Linked DNA regions of Homo sapiens: region 2 is linked to region 1. Evidence: chromatin contacts called from ENCODE Hi-C or POLR2A ChIA-PET data. All regions are on one chromosome and are shown on one strand. The core of a region is the stretch at or near the end of the contact, and the rest is flanking DNA. Distances in the headings are between cores, read along the strand shown. Region 1 holds the start of MTTP (microsomal triglyceride transfer protein). Region 2 overlaps MANBA (mannosidase beta).

The links. Hi-C counts contacts between places; a loop is a spot of excess contacts on that map. ChIA-PET counts read pairs that join two places held with the same protein, here RNA polymerase II (POLR2A).
Region 2: a loop to region 1 is called in a map of heart right ventricle, with 27 times the contacts of the local background. The contact joins the enhancer-like site here to the promoter of MTTP in region 1. A Hi-C loop is called at or near these places in 1 of 168 maps with a recorded cell type or tissue (heart right ventricle). POLR2A ChIA-PET finds 5 or more read pairs at or near these places in 1 of 52 experiments (H1).

Annotation. Positions count from the first base shown.
Region 1 is chr4:99,572,754-99,576,861 of GRCh38, reverse strand. MTTP (microsomal triglyceride transfer protein) reads right to left here and starts at 2,038. Exons shown (of 18, transcript NM_001386140.1): 1 at 1,892-2,038. The coding sequence starts at 1,952.
Region 2 is chr4:102,741,270-102,745,377 of GRCh38, reverse strand. All of the region lies in intron 1 of MANBA (mannosidase beta), which reads left to right. Among named protein-coding and RNA genes, the nearest start is that of MANBA, 18 kb to the left of the region's middle. Within about 2 kb of position 1,822, at least 3 of the 41 ENCODE cell types and tissues checked have a DNase peak (open chromatin) inside an H3K27ac peak, as active enhancers do.

The DNA of each region.
Region 1 (4,108 bases), core at 789-3,288:
ATATGTTTCAAGCTTTAAAAATCTAGATTTACTACTAAGCTTGTTTACAATAAACTGTAGCTACCTATAATATTCTAAACCACATTTTCTCATTTATGCCATTTCCCAATTATGCCATTGTCTAGTGTATGTGTATATTTAAATTTTTTTTTTTTTTTTTTTTTTTTGAGACGGAGTCTCGCTCTGTCGCCCAGGCTGGAGTGCAGTGGCGGGATCTCGGCTCACTGCAAGCTCCGCCTCCCGGGTTCACGCCATTCTCCTGCCGCAGCCTCCCAAGTAGCTGGGACTACAGGCGCCCGCCACTACGCCCGGCTAATTTTTTGTATTTTTAGTAGAGACGGGGTTTCACCGTTTTAGCCGGGATGGTCTCGATCTCCTGACCTCGTGATCCGCCCGCCTCGGCCTCCCAAAGTGCTGGGATTACAGGCGTGAGCCACCACGCCCGGCCTTAAATTTTTTATAAGTATATTTGAAAACATGAGGTCACCCAATGTTCTAGTTTATAAAATGGGAAAACAGGAGAAGCTCATGATAAGTACCATGTCTCAATTATTTTTCTCAAAATACTTATGGTATTAGGTTTGATACTATGGTATTTAAATCACACATATTTTGACTACTCAACAGTTTATTTGGCAGATGAAATAGTAAGTCCTCTATATAACACTCTCAGTCAGATATAATTTATAAATCTTCTTCTCATTAAAAAATTTCTTTTGTCCAAGTAAGAACTGTATGTTTAAATAGTAAATATTTAGAAATTGGTGAAAATATTTTCTTTAGTTCAAGAACCTACAGTGTGATTTGCTGAGGTGAATTGGTTTAAATTTAACCCTCTATTGCTCCAATAATGAAGATTAGGTTTTTTTCCTCATGTGGAAATTTTCTACACAAAAAATCCTGAGGCAAACTTTACTTTAATATCAAAAGCCACATTTATCCCTAACAGGTTTTATAAGTTTATAAGTGAATTGTTTTCTATCAATTACTTAGAGTACATGGTTTTAAAATTGGTCCCTATAACGCTATGTTGTTATATCAATTGGTTTTTAACAGTGTGTCTTCCTAAGAAACTAAAAAGTGATCATTTTACACAATGCAGCATTTGGAAAACCGATGTTTATAATGTAGCTGATCTGAAACATGATTCTATATTAATACACTTCACAACAGTTTTATGAAACCATTCCTCATAAAATGTTTTTTCACTTGCCTTTTCAATGGTATTAATTCATATGTATTTTTAAAATTAATTTCATCTTAAAATAGAAACTGTAAGTAGCAACATTATTTTTCCAAAGATAATGTCTTATTTCTTAAATCTGTATCAGGAAATTTAATTTTCTTTAATTCACTATGAATTCTATCATTTTTTAATTGTAACGGAATTAAATATATGTTGTGCCATTTCATTCATAATTCTTTGGCAAATCAAATGCCTTTTTCATTGGGTCTAATTCTTCTTGAGGTCACATTGCTAAGCAACTAAAAGAAAATTTAAGAACTCGGTTTTTAAAAAAAATCCTCATTTACAATTCAAATGAAGGAGCTGCATTCAATGTGACCAACAACAGCAGGTAACAATAGTGGGTATCTTTTTTCCTTCTTTTAAAAACAGACCATGAATGAGAAATTGAAGCAAGAACACACTGGTCTGAGGAACTGAAACTAAAAGAAATATCTGTTTTCTTAATGTTTGTAGGGATTTGAATTTGGTTTTCATTTCAACTCAGCCATGCTTTCACAAACATTCCAAAGTTACATGGTTTTGAAGATAGTTTAGTCAGAAACTCTTTCACTATTCACTCACACAAACACACACACACGCACGTATCTGCCTCCAACTCCAAAGATGGAAATTAAAGTTTAGCAAAAGGCAACACAAACTTACCTTTAACAGAAGCTGAATATGAGGAAATGAAGCAGAGAAAAAGCACAGCAAGAAGAATCATATTGACCAGCAATCCTCAACTGCATCCAGTGCCCAGCTAGGAGTCACTGAGAAGTGGACTCTTTCAATGGCAGCCAGTGAGGGAGTGACCCTCTTCAGAACCTGCAACAATCATGTTTATCTTTGGGGAAAGGTCAGACTCCAAACTCCAAAATCAGGACCTAAGTTCACTGAAGGGCTCACTATTAATGATTAAACGTAGGTGGGCTGCAGTTTTCAGTCTCTCACTCTTTTTAATTTTTTTCACCCAATGAGGAAACTTTAAATGTTTTCACTTTTGAGAGCTAAACCAAACCAGTCTACCATCCTATAAATGCAGAAGTACTGAGGGGCATTCAAAGAAAAAAACTGGTGGTGATACTTCTTTCTGCTTAATACATAATCATCATTATGCCTGTAATAGTAACTGCCTATATTCACATTACAATACTATGTGGGAGGGTAGTAAGGATTCTCAAACTCTGCTAAACCTAACCAAATTTTAATTTTTCTTGTATGGACATCTTTGAATTTTTATGCTATTATAAAAAATTCACACTGAATTTTAGGATTTAAATTTAAACTGTTAATTCATACCACCACCAATCACTTCAAAATAATGTTAAAGTAGATAGAACTTTCATGAAACATAGATGATTGTCCTTATGTGTGAAACTGTATGAGGTTGGAGCAAATCAGCATTGTCTGTCATTAGCACACTAGCAAGCCAATTATTTCATAGTAGACCTCTATTTGTGTCTGTGACAACACACATTTGTCTGAGTTCCCAAACAGGCTGGATGCAGTCCTGTCCTTTCTGAATCTCATTTCTAGGAAGAGATTAAGAGGGGGAATTCCAGATCTTAGTTCTTTTGCTACAGAATATTAATTAGAAAACTTCTGTAGAATTAAAGCAAATACCCTAGTATGGCTAAGGCCATACTAACTGAAGCAATCCTTGTCCCTGGAAACTCCCATGAGAGAGACCTGATATGAACAAAACCTACTAACCCTACTAGAGCACATAAAGCCTGCTAAACCTACTAAACCTATAAAATGAGGTGACTTAGGCCGCCTGTGGGAATGTTTTGGCAAAGAAGGGAAAAAATGTGCCAGCAAAGGGCTATTTGAATGTATTTAAAAATATTTATGGCCATATTTTAGTATAAAATGAATTCTTAAATCTATCCTGGTCACTCTCAAAACCCTTTTCTCAAACCGTAACCTTGAGCTTAAATCTTCCAGACAATCTAGGTAAAAGATAGTAGACTTGATACAGACACAATGCAATTTAAAATGTAAAAATCTACAAAGTTAAGCATATTTCCTCTTGAATTATATATATGAAGATCGAAACATGAAAATTGTTTGTTCTTCTATTGGGATTAGAATTTCATTTGCTGTCACAAATTTTGTATAAAAAATATAGCTATAGTACCTAGCAAAAATAAATTGTTTGGTTGGAGAAACCCCCTTAAGTTATAAATACGAAGTTTTCCGGGAGTTAAACAGAAAAGTAGCTTTGTTAAAGAAATATAAGTTTTTATGAAGAGTAGGGATTTTGAATACAAGGCAATGTGAAAGTGCTTTGTTACTTTCCATTTGAATAGATTTCTACAGTTTGCCACAATTTCTGTGATACATACATAGGGATATAAAATCATTATAGTCACTTGAACTTTACTTACATATTTATTTAAATTAAAAGCTAGTTTGTATTGTATTTGATTGTATGAGAGCTGTCCTTATGTATTTTCATTTGAGGCTCACAGTTACAAGACCTTTAATGTTTGTGGTTAGGCTATGTGGTGCATGATACGTGCCCTTCGGGTAAAGTACTATTCGTTGTCAAGTGTTTTCCAGAGTCCAACCAATAAAAGACATATCACTATTGCCTAACAAACTAAATTCTATTTCATTTGAGCATTTGATTTCCACTAGAAAGCTCCTATGAGTCACTGTATTAAGTAGCAATTTCAACATAAGATGTTCAAATAAGGCTGCTTCTGCTGGTTATAAATAACATCATCCTTTTATAAAATATAAACATAACTTTTTTCTTTTTACAAGGACATTTTAGAAAAGACTTCTGGAGATTGTTTCATTACAGATGACATAAGAATGCCAAAGCCTTTCCAAATTCAGTAAACTCTGTGTATCGAAGAAGTATGCTCTTCT
Region 2 (4,108 bases), core at 573-3,072, 3.2 Mb before region 1:
ACAACAGTCACTCCACCACAAAATTTATAGGCCCAGAAACCCTTGAATGAAGGGGAGGCTGGGTCCCCTTGAAAAGGACCCCACTATGCTAGTGACTATTTATGCTGTTAATATTTCTCCCATCCTTCCCCAAGGAGACCCCCAGTCTATTACCAGGGTAACTGCATTGAAGAAAGGGAAATGATCAGACATTTTGGGGACTACTGGACACTGGCTCTGAGCTGACATTGATACCAAGGGACCCAAAATGTCATTGTGGTCCTCCAGTTGAAGTAGAGGCTTATGGAGATCAGGTAATTAATGGAGTTTTAGCTCAGGTCTGACTTACAGGTCTGACTTCCTTCCTTGGAAGGAAATCCAGGGACCCACCCTGTGGTCATTTCCCAGTGCCAGAATGCATAATTGCCATAGACATACGTAGCAGGTAGCCAAACCCCCACACTGGCTCCCTGACTTGTAGGGTGAGAGTTATTATGATGGGAAAGGCCAAATGGAAACCATTAGAGCTACCCCTACCTAGAAAAATAGCAAATCAAAAACAATATCACATCCATGGAGGGATTGTGGAGATTAGTGCCACCATCAAGGACCTGAAAGTCTCAAGGGTGGTGATTCCCATCACATCCCTGTTCAAGTCTCCTATTTGACCTGTGCAGAAGACAGAAGGATCTTGGAGAATGACAGTGGATTGTTGTAAACTTAACCAAGTGGTGACTCCAATTGCAGCTGCTGTACCACATGTGGTTTCATTGCTTGAGCAAATTAACACATCTCCTGGTACCTGGTATGCAGCCATTGATTTGGCAAATGTCTTTTTCCCCATTCCTGTCCATAAGGCCCACCAGAAGCAATTTGCCTTCAGCTAGCAAGGCCAGCAATATACCTTTGCTGTCCTACCTCAGGGACATATCAACTCTCTGGTTTTATGTCATAATCTTGTTCGAAGAGACTTTGATCTCTTTCGCTTCCACAAGGTATCACACTGGTCCATTACATTGATGACATTATGCTGATTGGATCCAGTGAGCAAGAAGTACCAAACACACTGGACTTATTGGTGAGACATGTGCATCCAACCAAAATTCAGGGAACTTCTACCTCAGTAAAATTTCTAGGGGTCCAGTGGTATGGGGCCTATTGAGATATTCCTTCTAAGGTGAAGGATAAGTTGCTGCATTTGGCCCCTTCTACAACCAAGAAAGAGGCACAACGTCCTGTGGGCCTATTTGGATTTTGGAGGCAACACATTCCACATTTGGTTGTGTTACTCTGACACATTTAGCAAGTGACTCAAAAGGCTGCCAGTTTTGAGTGGGATCCAGAACAGGAGAAGGTTCTGCAACAGGTCCAGGCTGCTGTGCAAGCTGCTCTGCCACTTGGACCATATGACCCAGCAGATCCAATTGTGCTTGAGGTATCAGTGGCAGATAGAGATGGTGTTTGGAGCCTCTGGGAGGCCCTCATAGCTGAATCATGGCAGAGGCTGCTAGGATTTTGGAGCAAAGCCCTGCCATCTTCTGCAGATAACTACTCTCCTTTTGAGAGACAGCTCTTGGCCTGTTACTGGGCTTTGGTGGAAACCAAACCTTTGACTACGGGTCATCAAGTCACTGTGTGACCTGAACTGCCTATCATGAAGTGGGTGCTTTCTGACCCATCTAGCCATAAAGTAGGTTGTGTACAGCAGCATTCCCTCATCAAATGGAAGTGGTATATACATGATTGGGCTCGAGCAGGTCCTGAAGGCACAGTTAAGTTACATGAGGAAGTGGCTCAAAGGCAGAAGTGGCTCACTTCTGCCACCCTGCCGTCTCTCCCCCAGCCTGCACTAATGGCCTCATGGGGAGTTCCCTATTATCAGTTGACAGAGGAAGAGAAGACTAGGGCCTGGTTTATAGATGGTTCTGCACGATATGCAGGCACCACCCGAAAGTGGATAGCTGCAGCACTACAGCCCCTTTCTAGGACATCCCTGAAGGATAGCAGTGAAGGGAAATCTTCTCAGTGGGTGGGACTTCAAGCAGTGCACCTGGTTGTGCACTTTACATGGAAAGAAAAATGGCCAGATGTGCAGTTATATACTGATTCATGGGCTGTAGCCAATGGTTTGGCTGGGTGGTCAGTGACTTGGAAGAAGCATGATTGGAAAATTGTGACAAAGAAATTTGGGGAAGAGGTACGTGGGTGGACCTCTCTGAATGGTCAAAAACTATGAAGATATTTGTATCCCATGTGAGTACTCACCAACAGGTGGCCTTGGCAGAGGAGGATTTTAATAATCAAGTGAATAGGATGACTCGTTCTGTGGACAACACTCAGCCTCTTTCCCCAGCCATCCCTGTCATTGCCCAATGGGCCCATGAACAAAGTGGCCATGGTGGCAGGGATGGGGGTTACACATGGACTCAGCAACATGGATTTCCACTCAGCAAGGCTGACCTGGCCACGGCACTGCTGAGTGTCCAATTTGCCAGCAGCAGAGACCGACACTGAGCCCACGATATGGCACCATTCCTGGGGGTGATCAGCCAGCTACCTGGTGGCAGGTTGATTATATTGAACTGCTTCTATCGTGGAAAGGGCAGAGGTTTGTTCTCACTGGAATGGACACTTACTCTGGATATGGGTTTGCCTATCCTGCACGCAATGCTTCTGCCAAGACTACCATTCATGGACTGACATAATGCCTTATCCACCATCATGGTAATCCACACAGCATTGCCTCTGACCAAGGCCCTCACTTTACAGCTAAAGAAGTGTGGCAGTGGGCTCGTGCTCATGGAATTCACTGGTCTTACCATGTTCCTTATCATCCTGAAGCAGCTGGATTGATAGAATGGTGGAATGGCCTTCTGTAGTCACAATTACAATGCCAACTGGGTGACAATACTTTTCAGGGCTGCGGCAAAGTTCTCCAGAAGACCATGTATGCTCTGAATCAGCATTCAATATATGGTACTGTTTCTCCCATAGCCAAGATTCATAGGTCCAGGAAGCAAGGGATGGAAGTGGAAGTGGTACCACTCACCATCACCCCTAGTGATCCACTAGCAAAATTTTTGCTTCCTGTTCCTGCGACATTACGTTCTGCTGGTCTAGAAGTCTTAGTTCCAGAGGGAGAAACGCTGCCACCAGGAGACACAATGATTCCATTAAACTAGAAGTTAAGATTGCCACCTGGACACTTCGGGCTCCTCCTAAGTTTAAGTCAGTGGGCTAAGAAGGGAGTTACAGTGTTGGCTAGGGTGATTGACCCAGACTATCAAGACAAAATCAGTCTACTGCTCCACAATGGAGATAAGGAAGAGTATGCGTGGAATACAGGAGATCCCTTGGGGTGTCTCATAGTATTACCATGCCCTGAGATTAAGGTCAATGGGAAATTACAACAGCCCAATCTGGGCAGGACTACAAATGGCCCAGACCCTTCAGGAATGAAGGTTTGGGTCACTTTACCAGGAAAAAAACCATGACCTCCTGAGGTGCTGTTTGGTAACATGAAGTTCTTCAGTGGTGATTTCTGAGATTTTGTTGCACCCATCACCCAAGCAGTATACAGTGCACCCAATGTGTAGTCTTTTATCCCTCACCTTCCCATCCTTCCCTGCAAGTCTCCAGAGTCCACTATATCATTCTTAAGCCTTTTGCATCCTCATAGCTTAGGTCCCACTTATAAGTGAGAACATACAATGCTTGGCTTTCCATTCCTGAGTTACTTCACTTAGAATAGTGGTCTCCAACTCTACTTTATTTTGTTCCTTTTTGTGGCTGAGTAGTATTCCATATTATGTATAACATATACCACATTTAAAAAATCTACTTGTTGGTTGATGGGCATTTAGGCTGGTTTCATATTTTTGCAATTGCGAATTGTGGTGCTATAAACATGTGTATCCAAGTGTCTTTTTCATATTATCACTTCTTTTCCTCTGAGTAGGTACCCAGTAGTGGGATTGCTGGATCAATGGTAGTTCTACGTTTAGTTCTTTAAGGAATCTCCATACTGTTTTCCTTAGTTGTACTAGTTTACATTCCATCCAGCAGTGTAAAATTGGTCCTTTTTCACCATATCCATGCCAACATCTATTATTTTTTGTTTTTTTAATTA